2 separate regions of the Mus musculus genome follow, and region 2 is linked to region 1. Evidence: chromatin contacts called from ENCODE Hi-C or POLR2A ChIA-PET data. All regions are on one chromosome and are shown on one strand. The core of a region is the stretch at or near the end of the contact, and the rest is flanking DNA. Distances in the headings are between cores, read along the strand shown.

Region 1 (6,637 bases), core at 2,296-4,795:
TGTATGTATGTGCACCATAAACACAGTGCTCACACAGAGGCCAAAAGAGAACACTGGACCCCATGAACTAGAGTTATAAACTGGGAGCTGCCATGAGGGTGCTGAGCTCTGACCTAGGTTCTCTGCAAGAGCACGTACTTTTAAACACCGAGCTATCTCTCCAGCCCCAAGATTTTTGTTTGAGAGGCTGAACCTGGGATATACAGTGCTACTCTGACAGACAGTCAGACAGACAGACAGACAGACAGACACACACACACACACACACACACACACACAAACACACACACACACACCATCCATAGAGAAGGACACTACCTATCTTGGCTGTCACCAGCAGACAAGCAGCTCAAGGCTTCAGTCTTGCCAGAGCTGTGGGTGGTCAACAGGCTAGCCTTCAGCCAGAGCACCTTCTGCTCATATTTGCCAGAGTTTGAAGCACATCTCCTGGTATGAGGAAGCCAGTGCGGGGGCCTGAAGAATGTCCAGCCCCTACCTCAGCTCCCCCGGGCTCAAAACCAGATCTGGCTGCCAAATCCTATAGAAACAGACTTGGTTGCCATAACAAAGCTATGTGCACTTCCTCTGGCTGTTCCCTTGAATGTCCCCTTAAGCACATCTTTTCCATCCCAAGCAGGCAGGGTATTACAGCCAAGGTCCCCAGAGTGCCTTTGCTTACCTCAGACTTGAAGATCTCCCAGAATCTCTAAAAACCCTGGACACAAAAAACCTTTTGCCTCTTTCCCTCCCAGCTTCCCAGCTAGGCCTCCATCCTCAGTTTTCCTACTGTCTATACCCACAATCCCAACTCAGTGGGCGGGGGTCCCTTAACTTGCTTCTCCTGCCCAGTGTTCTGCTTCCTTCTTACACCCCATATCCAGCCTCTGTACCTGGCCTGCCCAGGCTGAACCCCTTCAGAGCTCAGTGAACTTCAATTCCCCTGCTGCCAGGGGCCCTAGCCTCACTTCACTCACATTTATTTGCCTTGTCTATGGTATAGGAATCAGGCTTTCTTTGTCTAGAAGTGCAGAGGACTTCCCAGGGGAGGAGAGTAGCCAGATCCGAGCACACAGAAAGAACACTCTGAGATATATGTCATCCCATCCCAGTGCCTTGCTGTCTCAAACAAATCCAACTGGTATCAAACTTGTGGCAGCAGGTCCAGGGATCTGCTTAAGTGGCTTTGACCCCCTTGTGTATGCTTCATCCCACCCCACAAAAGCTTGGGTAAATCACTAAAGTCCCAGGCCAGCAGGATGAAGAGCAGAGACCTCTCCAGCCCCACCCACACCTGCTTCCGGCACCCACAGCAGCTCCACTCATCAAGGCCGTTTCCCCTGCAAACGCGACCCCCTCTGGCATCCTCCTCTGGCTCTCTTGGAACTGGACGCGTTTATTTCTTGGCTTCTATGCTTCTATACTGTGACCTCCTCTGCTTGGGACTTTCAAGAATCATCAAGTCCGACACTAGCAGCTCAGTCTTAGAAGTCTATTTTCTTTAAGCCATTTACTCTTCCCTAGGACTGGCATTCTGGGATACTAAGAGTATCTGTTGAAGGATGGGGGTTTCTCATGCACAAGCCAGTCAGAGATCTGATAAACTGCTGGGTGCCTACAGATTTATGGGAATCCTTGTCTACAGTACGATACAACCAGCTGACAGTTCTTAAAAGCAGCCATAGGCTGGCACTTCACACATATGGCGCTTATGGTAGAGTAATAATGACCATGGGCTCTAGACTCAGACAGACCTGGGTTCAAATTCTACTTTGACCATGCAAGAGAGGAATAACTGGGTAAGTTGCGTGACCTTGAAGGAGACTGTATTTCTCACTATAAAACATTTTAATGGATCCAAGTCGGAAAGGAGCTATCAGAGGTAGCTTCAGCTCGACCTTCTTCCTATTTTCTGCACCAGGCATTGCTTCATCTGAGATGTATACCCTCTGGGGCTTAGAATAGGGATACCCCCAAAGACTGTTTAGTCTGACCCCCAAGGAACTAGAAGCCAGCCAGAAAGAAAGGGTATGGAGCTCCATTTGTTTCTAGTGTGTCAGCCTCAGCTCATTACTAAACACCCCGATCTTTCCTGTTCATTTCCTGAAAGACTCTGATGTACAGCTACAAGAAGTTATATCAAGGAACTTCTTGGATTTGGGCAATACTTTTGGCCACTCCTTCCTAGTCACCTTAGTCAGGCTGTACACAGCCATTCTCATTTCCTGAAGAGACAGCTGCAAATAGATTTAGGACCTCAGGGTACAGGGACTTGAGTTTCTGCAGAGAAACATGAATGTATAGAGGATCTTCAGGATTGTCTTTATGACTGCAGCAGCGCCTGCCACAAAGATCCTCAGGAAAGAGATCTGGGACATGGAGAGGCCCCTGAAGAACAAGGCTGCAAAGGAATGAGCCTGTGCGTGCAGGGAGCGGGGCAGGAGGGGAGATGAGACAGATATCTCTAGACCTCAGCCTCATCTGATCATGTTGGCCTGCCTCAAAAGAATCTAGGCTGGGACAACTGGCCTCTAGTGAGGGTTAGAAGACGCTGGTCTAGCTTCCTCACTATTTTACTTGACTCATAAATCATCACACATACCAGAGGCTCTCAGACTTTACCCTGCTCTGCCTCTTAACCTTACCTATCACTTACCTATACTTGCTGGCTTGCTCCTCTGACTCCCCCTGCCTGTAAGGCTCTTCCTGAAATGTCTCAAGACTGACTGCTTCTCCATCAGATCTTCAGCTAACTGTAGGTCTCCCTACCAAAGATTTAAGAACGCCCAATACTCAATACTTTATCTGTGTTCAGTTCCCCCCCCCCCGTAAAACTTATCACAGTTCCTCATGATTTTTAACTTTTTATTTTAACTAGAATAACAGTACTGCAGGTGAGTTGCCACAAGGAGACAGTTACCAAAGTCTTGAGACATTTTTGTCATAACAAAACAGGGCTGTGGGTGTTACTACTACCATTCAGTGAACAAACTCAGAATTGCTGCTGGACTGCGTACAATGCACAGGACCCTAGAGGCAGAATGGTCTGTCTCAAAACCGCGTACCAGATGAGCTTATCAGTTTGGAATCCGGTTCTCCGCCGACTTTCCAGAGCCTAGGATACTGCTTGGCACACAGGCAGCGCTCAAAAAAACATAGGAGTGCAAAGACAACGAAAGAGAGAGTGAAGGGAAGGAGTGACAGACGGATTTACTTGGAGTCAGGAGGACTTATAGAGGCTGAGACCCCAGCCGTCTCAGTCCCGCCCCCCAGGCTAGGCCCACGACCGCTCGCGACGCTCCCACAACCAGCCCGCGCTCCACCGCACTCCCCGGAAGAAGGAGCCCCAGGTCTTGTGCTCCGCGCACTCACTCACCCGCCCGCGGCTGCCTAGGAGCAGCGACTTCACCCACCGGCATCATCTTGCCCCTCTCGGCCCGCGGCCGGGAAAGGTTTCAGGATACAGGAGCCGGAAGTCCCGGGGCAGGTCGGAACTTGTAGTTCACGGACTTCAGGAACTCTAGGTGCTGCTTCACGCTTTGAGCTTCCTAAACTACGACTTCCGGCGACCTCTGTACTGAAGGACCGGATTGGTAGCTTCAGAATCACTCTATGTTGCACATTGGAATTTGATTGGCTAACTGAACTCGTCACTCATGGACTCAATGGCTCTACAACCGGGAGGATATTCGAGCTACTCAAAATACCGCCTCCAAAACAAAAGTCGCTGTACGATTGGTGGAAATTGCAGGACAGCTCGAGGAGCATATCAGCAGTGGAGGAAGGTGGGCACTTCCTCAGAGGTGGCCCAATCACATAAGGGGCAGTTCTATAAACTCTTGAGCCTCGCGAGCAGTCGCTCTTTTTGGGAGTGAGTGTGTTCGTGGTCCCTTTCATCTAGGTTTTGTAAGGAACGTTTTGGGAGTAGTGCTCGCCGAATGGAACTCAAAGGACCTCTGCTACAGATCTGCCTTCCTCCCGAGCTGAAGTGCTTTAGTCCTAAGGGTTTAACCCTTCCCCATTTTTCTTCTGACTCCATTTTTGCAGGTATGAACTGGTCGGGCCTGGCTTCCCTTTTCAGCCCCAAGCCCGTGATGAATTAATTTCTGACACCTCGTATGAAAACTGCATGCGTAGTCTGATTACATTATAAGACTGAGGCTTGGGCGCGACGTCACTAATTGGATGGGTTTTGAGTGAAAAGTTAACCAAAGTAAAGATTTATGTTTGATTTTTTTTTTTTCAGGGCATGTTGAGTCGGCTGCATCTAGAGATCCAACGAGTAGGAGTGTTGGCTGGTAAGCTGGGCATCCGTGTATCTGAGTTTCTTAGCAATAAAGTGAAATGCAATCTTACTGTGGTTTCAGACGTTGTGATTTCATGTGCTGATAGCACAGTGCCGTAGAGGCCCTGGTTTGGCGTCACACAGTCCGCAAAGGGGTTGACTAAGATATTCTGTTTGAATCATTCTAATCTAGGGTGACCTTATAAGCCAGCACTACTTAAGGAATAGGCTGTGGGGCACCCTAATCTTGATAGTAAACTATTCCTGTGGGAATTTTGGTGACGGTATCAGCGCATGTGTAAATTAAGTGTTTCCCCAGGTGAAGTACCTTTACCCCCCCACTAAGCCATTTTTGCCCCAGGAGGTGGTTTTCCACAGATGACACAAACTCCAGAAACACCTTTATTAATAGGGACTTAGAGGACAGGTTTTCACTCAACATTTGTGGCTTGGTGACTTTAGTACAAAGTGGAACGGACTGGGCCAGCCTGCTAAGTTGTGACTGGGTTCTATCATTCTGACCTTGCTGTGCGTCCCTATATCAGCCTCCTAGTGAGTCGGAAGCAGTCCAACAAATGGACAGTGACTGACATAGCCTTGAGTGGGGTCCTGTCTGAGCAGTGTGCTGCGTGTGGTCCCCCTCCTCACTTCTGGGAGTGCCCAGAAGAGGGCAGCAATGTGCTGTGGCCTGGTTTTTATGCTTCAAGACCATTTCTGGTGGCCACTGGGGCAAAGGGTAAGCATTAGCCTCTGGTGTCTTTGAGAAGACACTAGGGCATCCATCCTTTGAGGACAAGTCTATAGACTCGGGCAATTCTCAAAGGCAGAACTGCTTCCTCCAGCGTGGAACTGAGTTTCAGCAAGGTTCAGAGTCGACAGCAGGAGACCCCTCGGCCCTCCCTCTTAACATAGTCATGCAGCCTGAAGCGCGGCTCGCTGGGAGCCTTGGCTGATCTCTGTTTCAGCTCCCTGAAGAGCAACAGGGGAGGGGATGTAGATAACATAGAACAAGGTAGCCCACTTATCCTAGAATGTGAGGTAGTGTTTGTTCATTACCAGGACTTACTTTGCTATGGCTGTAAAAGCCAAGTCCACGTTGAGGCCAGTCCTTGCGCTGGTCTCCATGAAAGGTAGCCCATACTCCTGCAAATAGTTACTGCCAGCTAGGTGCTGGGCACCTGGGGGCAGCTCAGTGTCCCAATCTCAAGAACACCCTCATCGTCCTCCCTGTCGACTCACCTTGGCTAATTTCTCCCCATCTTCCCTCTTTACCACACGGTCTTGAGTAGAGTCAACCTGGCCAGGCACAGGGATTTCATTAGTGCCTGTCCCCGGTGCACCCTGTGGGCCAGGCTGGAGAGGACAGGCCCAGAGTCCTACCTTGTTCCCTAGCAGCATGAGCACCACATCCTGCTGGGCATATTCCTGGATCTCTGTCAACCAGGCCTGTATAGGGAAAGCTGAGGCCAGTCTCAGGGCTGGTCCTTGTGGCCTCTTGTGCCACACCTGATTGAGTGGCTTTGCTAGAAGCCCTTATTTATCCAGGTGGTCCTGCTAATGGAGCCAGGTGTCACCCAGGCCCGTTGAGTTAGCCAATAGCCTGGCAACCATGAGCTGAGGGGTTCATCATGTCTATCCTTCCTGTTAAGTAACAGGACTCGGGCTCCTGATGCCATTTAGACAGTCTTGATTCATTCCCCCACCAAGGCCACTGACCTGAATGTTGTCGAAGGAATCTTTGTTGGTGATGTCGTAGAGCAGCAACAGTGCTGGATATAGAAAGCAATGAAGACGTCCCTGGGGGGGGCCTGGTGGCTCCTAACTACCTGCACCCTTTTAGATACTCCCAAGTGACTGCATCACCCTCACCTGCTGTCCCATAAGTGTGCCTACTTGCCTCCTGCCCCCATGCCAGTAGGCAACCCACACTATGTGGAGGATAGCCAGACCCCATGTCAATGGGCTTACCGTGAGCATCTCGGTAGTAGGCATGGGTGACACTTCGGAACCGCTCCTGACCAGCTGTGTCCCAGATCTGTGGCAACAGGCACTGGTCATACTGCCCAACCTCTCTCCCTTGTGTCTCCAGCCCCACACTCCTGTCACCTCACCTGCAGCTTCACCTTCATGCCATCCACATCCAGAACTTTATTCTGAAACAGAAGCAGCCAGCAAGCAGTAAGGATGCCTGCCATCCTCTGGTGGAAGTAGGAAAGGCAGTAATAGAAGCAATGGATGGACTTCCCACTGAGTGGAAGTTGGAGGCCCTCCTATCCCATTCCTACAGTGCCTCCAGTGCCAACCCTGGGCCTCTGTTAACAAGCACGTACACCCCAGGTCATACCAGCTCCTACT
Region 2 (6,493 bases), core at 1,135-3,634, 160 kb after region 1:
AAGCGCACGTCCAGCAGCAAGAAGGCCACGCAGGCGATGAAGGCCCCTAGACCTAGTACGACGCCGAAGCGGCAGGCTCCCGCATTTCCGTTGAAGACGCAGCGCAGTTCTGGACCACTGTCGGAGTTCACGTAGCCCTCGTTGACAATCGGTCCGAACACCGCAATAGAAAACACCTGCAGAGCAGCAAGCAGAGCCTCACGCCACTGCTTGAGGCATCTGTTCCCCCTGTCAAGAGTTCAGGTCTCCATACCTGCCCCAGAGTTCCTCTGCAGCACCGAACCCATTTCTCACTCCCTCGTGTACTGCACAATTATTGAAAATAAAGAAGCATTTAAGGAGTAATTAAAACTGCTACTTATGCCGGGCAGTGGTGGTGCGCCTTTTATCCCAGCACTCGGGAGGCAGAGGCAAGCGGATTTTTGAGTTCGAGGCCAGCCTGGTCTACAGTGTGAGTTCCAGGACAGCCAGGGCTATACAGAGAAACCCTGCCTCGAAAAAACAAACCAAAACAAAAACTGATATTTACATTTACGTTTGCAAGGAGGTGCATGCCTGTAATCTCAACAATTGATCGGGAGGTGGAGTAAGAAGGATCAGAGGAAGACAGCCTTGGCTACTTGAGGCTCTAATACAGGGCTGACATATGGCTCTGCGGTTAAGAGGACCTGTGTTCACTTCTCAGCACCCACATGGCAGCTGCAGACTGTAGCTTAGTTACAGGTGATCTAAATCAAAAATATCAGAGGTGCCACTCTTATCCCCTTTATAAGGGAGTATAAAGGGTTCACACTGTACTTCTCAGGGCAGTCACTCCTCCGGTCTTAGAACCTTATGGCCTCCCAGAGTTTACTGGAAGCGTGGAAGCAGGAGCCTTCACCTACATCAGTGATTTCCAGGGTTGTGGTGGGCCAGTGCACTGTGGAGAGTGAAGTCACGGGACAGCTGTCTAGAGAAATATACAAGCCTTTCCCTTTTCGAACCTGACCTCTGCACACAGGACCTGTGTGTGTGTGTGCTCCTCAGTGTCCCACATGGTGTCAAGGAGCCTAGTTTGGAATGCTGGGTCCAAGAATGTCCACCAGCAATAGTGGGCATTTCAGAATAGATTCCCGTGAGTAGTCAGTTATCATAATATCAGTCAAGAGCATTGAGGCTCTAAGGTTTGAGCCAACCTCAGGACCCTCTGCCCACCAACTAGTTCTCCAAGGCAGGACAGAAGCAAACCACAGTCATTTTAGTGCAGACGTCTAGGACATTTCTAAGAAACATCTCAACTCCTATCATTCCACAATTCTCAACTAAACTCCTTGATAATGTAGTCATGAAAAACGCCACAGCATGCTCATGTTTCTTGAAAGCAATCCACAAGTCAGGACCAGAGACTGTTCTTCCTTCAGTCCACGAGGTCTTGGGGGGTGGGGGTGGGGCTCCACCCTGGGAACCGCCCTCTTTCAAGACAGGCATGGAGATTAGAGGACTCCCAGATGGACAAAATCCAAAATCCAGAACTTAGCACCCATCTCCTAAATGCCTAGGACAGGGAAGACATTCGCTAATGAGATAGATTACTCCCCGTCTCTAGCTTCCATGCCATTTCCAGGAAGCCCTCCCAGATGAGCCCCTTCTAGCTACAGCAGCAGGGAGCCTCCTTATGCTCCTTTAACTCACAGCTAGACCTGAGGGATCTAGGAAGAACCGCTCCCTCCAAATGAGCCTGGCGGATGTTATCAGGCAAAGGGAAGAAACTGCGCATTCTCCTTGGCTCCTATACCCCCTCTTCCATGTGGAATTAAGTCCCTGATATACTGGGAGAATTACATCCGCAACTCTGTGCCTACTTCCAGGTCGTGGGAACCGGAAAAATGAAAAGACCTAGGAAGGGGACTGTATTAGACCTTAAGAGGAATTGAGGGCAGGGGGAGACCAGTGGTGACCTCTCAAGGTCTATTGGTAACAGCCGCCGTCCCTTCCCCCGCCCGCAGGTGGGCGCGCCTAGCCATGTGACGTCACCCCAACCTGCGGGCGGGGGGTGGGGGGAGGGACCGGCGGAGAGGAGGGTGAGGGGCGATGGGCAGGGGGTGGGTGAGGGTGGAGGATAAGGGATGCTAAGAGAGGCGGGGGACAGGGAAGGGGCCAGCTTAGGGACCACTCACCCAGGACACGACCCGCAACAGGGTCTGGGGCCGCCGCGCAAAGCTCACGGGATCAAAGGCAGCTCCCGCACGGCCCGCGCCAAAGGATGCTCCCTCCATTGCGGGCACTTTGCCTTCTGTCCGTTTGTCCCACCGGCCTTCCCCGCCGGAGACCGCCCGGGGATGAAGCTGAGGCTGCTGATGCTGTGGATGCTGCCTCTGCCGCCGCCTCCCGGGAGCGCGCGTCGGCTGCGACGGGGGCGCGCGGGGCGGGGCTGAGCCAGCGCCCCCGACTAGGTCCATGCGCCGGGGTCTGAGCCCTGCCCTGGATCCTTCCCACTCGCTCTCCCCCGTATGACAGAGTTGGAGATAGGGACATTCTCAAGAGACACAGAACGAAGCCCTTATGGGGTTTAGAGGTGGGCAAGAGAAGGTAAGCTCAGATTTTGTCATAGCCAAGAGCATCGACAGGAGGACAAGTGCAGCATCCTGCTTCTCTGATCAGGAGAGCCTTTTGGTGAGTATGTAAGAGGAAACTGAGGCCCAGCATCTTGACCTTTACATTCAGGAAGAGAGAACGAGCCCTCAACCTCAGAAGACCAGAGGTAAATCTCTGGCGGGGCGTTCTCACTAGCCCTTGAATCAAGAAAAGCTCAGCTCAGAGGTGTTGTGCACACTTGTGTTGTCTGTGGCTCACATGTCCCCTGTATTCTGGCTTTTTCTTCATAGGTTGTACCTTCCTAACAGGGTCAGGTGGGGAGAGTGGCAGTTCTGTCACTGTCAGGGGTACTGTCTGGGAAGCAGAGTCCACTGTGGCCAGCAGAAGTTAAGGTTGAGCATGCCTGTTCTCCTCAGGCCAAGTCATTTCTTCCAAAAGCCCTTTCCATCTCTGGTCTGGGTTGATCTGTAGCTAATTAATCCTGAGTTCTGGGAGGGGAGAATTACCAGAGATAAGATCTTGTCCCAGCTGTTGCCTAATTATCCTGACCTCTGCTGGGATTCCTCTGCCCCACAGCCTGACTAACAGAGCCACTTGATGCTCTTTCAGTGCCAGGCTGGTAAGAGACTGAATGGCTTCACCTTCATGGTCACAGAAGCTAGGGTGTAGTTGATCATGGGTAAGGCCCCAGTTACCTATCTCTGTCTTCCTGGGACCAGAGCTGGGTATAAGGAAAGCTCCCACATATAGAGACTACACACTTTACTTTGTGTGATCTGTTGTTCATTCTTCAGAGGAAAGTGTAGCTGGAGGAACCACTGGCTCTGGTCTGTCTTGTTTCAGTCTAGTTGGATGCAGGTGAGCATCCCATCCCATCTCCTTTAGCTATTAACAGATCTGTGTGATCACCCATTTTGTCCTTCTCCTCCGTCATTTTCATCAACACCCAAACAATGCAGCATATTCTTTGAAAAACACCATTCCTGGGCTGAGTATTGAGCTCAGTGGTAGAATGCCTGCTTAGCTAGTAGCATGCATGGGGTTTTAAATTCCCAATTATCACCAAAACAAACAGTTCGTGCTCATACTTCTGTCTCCCTTAGCAGCAAACTCAAGCTGTTGCCCATCTATTTCTAGTGCCTCTTCCTCCATTCCCTCAAAACCCAGTATAACCAAGCCCCTACCCTGCATTTTGGAAATGTTTGCTTCCGGTTCACCCATGAGCTTACACTTCTGCTGTTTACCTTTTTTCATTGCTGAGTACTTATCCCTCTGTCTGTGCTGACCGCTCTCAAATGCCAGCTCAAACCATAACCTTCCTTCACACAAGTTCTGCTTGTCTTGACCCAGATGCTCTGTGAACAGGGACAAAATGAAGCTTTTTTTTTTTTTTTTTTTTTTTTTGGTTTTTCAAGACAGGGTTTCTCTTCTCTGTGTAGCCGTGGCTGTCCTGGAACTAACTCTGTAGACTAGGCTGGCCTCTAACTCAGAAATTCACTGGCTTCTGCCTCCCAAGTGCTGGGATTATAGGCATGTGTCACCACGCCTGGCTTGATTTACTTTCTAAAAATAAATTTATTGGCTGGGCAGTGGTAACGCATGCCTTTAATCCCAGCACTTTGGAGGCAGATGTAGGCAGAGAAACTGTGTCTCAAAAAACCAAAAGTAAGTGAATAAAGTTATTGTCGGGTTTTTTTGTTTGTTTGTTTATTTTGTTTTGTTTTTTTGAGACAGGGTTTCTCTGTGTAGCCCTGGCTGTCCTGTCACTCACTTTGTAGACCAGGCTGGCCTCGAACTCAGAAATCTGCCTGCCTCTGCCTCCCCAGTGCTGGGATTAAAGGCGTGTGCCACCACGCCCGGCTGTTTGTTTTTTTGACAGGATCTATGTAACCCTGGCTAGCCTGGAACTTAGTATGTAGACTAAGCTGGCCTCACACTTGAGATATCTGCTTCTGCTTCCTAAGTGCTCAGGGTAAAGTTAAAGGCATGTGTGTTATCATACCTAGCTCTTTGGGGTTGGGGAGATTTAATGTGTTTTGAAAAAGGCAGTGGTGGCACAAGCCTTTAATCCCAGCACTCAGGAGGAAGAGGCAGGAAGATGTCTGTGAAGTCCCAGGCCAAGCTGGTCTTCTACAGGTTTTGAGTTCCAAGCCCGCCAGGGCCACACAGAGAAACCCTGCGTATGTTTGGGGAGAGGACACGGCAACAAAGGTGTCTGGAGTGTTTTGCCTGGATATATTTCTGAATGGGCTTTGTACGTGGTAGCCACAGAGACCAGAAGAGGGTAATGGGTCCCCCGGGACTGGAGTTACTGATCGAGTCACTACATGGGTGATGGAACAGCAAGCAGCCAGTGCTCTTAAGTGAAGTATAAATAGGAGGCTAGTGTGTGTATGCGACTTCAGGGAAAGCCAGGAAAAGGGGAAGTGACAAGGGGAAGGAGCAAAGTTAGCCAGCAGTACAAGCAGATGATCACAGCTTTTAACAGGAAACCCTTGGTTCCATAGCATGGCTGCATTAAGCCTCATCAGAGAGTAGTCCTGGAAAAGGAAAGGGGCAGCTTCTCAGCCGGCCAGCTGCTCCTGTATCCTTTCTGCTGTTGGACCCCTCTGAGTATCCTCTGTAGAAGCCAGCACACCTAAGGGCCTCCTTAGGTGGGGAAGTCATGCCACCTGTGATCATAGGACTGGGGCACACATGCTGCTGGGATGCTGTGGTTGGGAGTCTGGCCTCAAGGATCGATCCAGCCGAGCAGATCCAGAGATGCTCAACAGCTGCAGAGTTTATACTCAGCAGTTCTCAACTTCACCGAGACACAATCCCAGCTGGCGACACTCTGACCACTCCCCATTTGTACCCCCACAGACCCCTAGTCTTCTTCAGCTTCTTCATCACCCTGGAAATTCTGACACTCCCTGAAATGTGTGTCTCAGCTGCACCATGGTGACTTCTGCCAACTCCAGACAAGAGGGCCCAACTAATCACAGACAGGCCAAACCGAGCCAGTCCACCACTGTAAGCCCAAACACAAAGCACACAGAAACCAGCCCCTAAGTCACTTCAGTTTATTTTGGCCTCAAACGCTAAGGAAGCTGTTCCCAGGACCCTCTGCTGACATGCTTGTCATAGCTGCAGAAGACCATGTGCCAGGCTGACAGTGGGCACCATGGTTGGTACACCCTAAGAGAAAAACCCTGCTGGAGCTGGGGAACCCTGCTTCAATTCTGAAATGGCAGAGTTGCCAGGATCACAGTTCTTGTAGGCAGCCAGGGCTGTGTAGTAGTAAGGCAATCATCTAGCCCATCTTCCTTTGGGGCAACTATGTCCCAAATGAAGGGTACGAGGCACCTGGACCACTCCTGCCTCTCACCTTCAGTCTCATGGGGCTTTCGCTGAGGAGGCCACCCAAGTGTCTGTAGTAGGCACCTCCATTTCTTAATCCTGTGGCAGGGTTCCCAGAGGCAGTGTTCAAAGCTTAAACTCAGGATTTGCACAAACCTTACACCCCAGCCTGAACTCAGGGCTAACCCAGAGTTTAACCCCTTCCTTGACGTCTTCTAGCGTGACTTCTGGCTTGTCGTCCGGGATGACTTCCCGCCTGACGCCATCAGTTACTCCGGTGTATGCACCTGGGTTCCCTTCAGTTGTAGCTCCAAACTTCAGTTTAGGGGTAGAGCCAAATTCATTACAGACTCTGAAGCTAATGCAGATCCGAAAGCCCCTTCTCAAGTCGTCTTTGCTGGATCAGAACTTGACAGAAGAGGAAGTCAATATGAAATTTGTTCAAGATCTCTTGAACTGGGTTGATGAGATGCAGGTGCAGCTGGACCGCACTGAATGGGGCTCAGATTTGCCAAGTGTTGAAAGCCATTTAGAAAACCATAAAAATGTTCACCGAGCCATTGAAGAATTTGAATCC

What was found. Hi-C counts contacts between places; a loop is a spot of excess contacts on that map. ChIA-PET counts read pairs that join two places held with the same protein, here RNA polymerase II (POLR2A).
Region 2: POLR2A ChIA-PET joins it to region 1 with 28 read pairs in embryonic stem cell. The contact joins the promoter of Syngr3 here to the promoter of Traf7 in region 1. A Hi-C loop is called at or near these places in 1 of 37 maps with a recorded cell type or tissue (heart). POLR2A ChIA-PET finds 5 or more read pairs at or near these places in 4 of 5 experiments (Patski and embryonic stem cell).

The regions. Positions count from the first base shown.
Region 1 is chr17:24,524,393-24,531,029 of GRCm38, forward strand. It overlaps Traf7 (TNF receptor-associated factor 7), which reads right to left and starts at 3,546. Exons shown (of 21, transcript NM_001172113.1): 1 at 3,374-3,546. It overlaps Rab26 (RAB26, member RAS oncogene family), which reads right to left. Exons shown (of 9, transcript NM_177375.1): 3 at 6,394-6,435; 4 at 6,251-6,317; 5 at 5,999-6,051; 6 at 5,663-5,728; 7 at 5,522-5,578; 8 at 5,349-5,425; 9 at 4,662-5,251. The coding sequence ends at 5,149. It overlaps Rab26os (RAB26, member RAS oncogene family, opposite strand), which reads left to right and starts at 3,859. Exons shown (of 2, transcript NR_045289.1): 1 at 3,859-4,044; 2 at 4,244-4,352. LOC115488833 (a small nucleolar RNA gene) reads left to right here and starts at 4,084; the gene lies at 4,084-4,161.
Region 2 is chr17:24,687,565-24,694,057 of GRCm38, forward strand. It overlaps Syngr3 (synaptogyrin 3), which reads right to left and starts at 2,385. Exons shown (of 4, transcript NM_011522.3): 1 at 2,157-2,385; 2 at 1-176. The coding sequence starts at 2,255. It overlaps Gfer (growth factor, augmenter of liver regeneration), which reads right to left. Exons shown (of 3, transcript NM_023040.3): 3 at 5,627-6,493.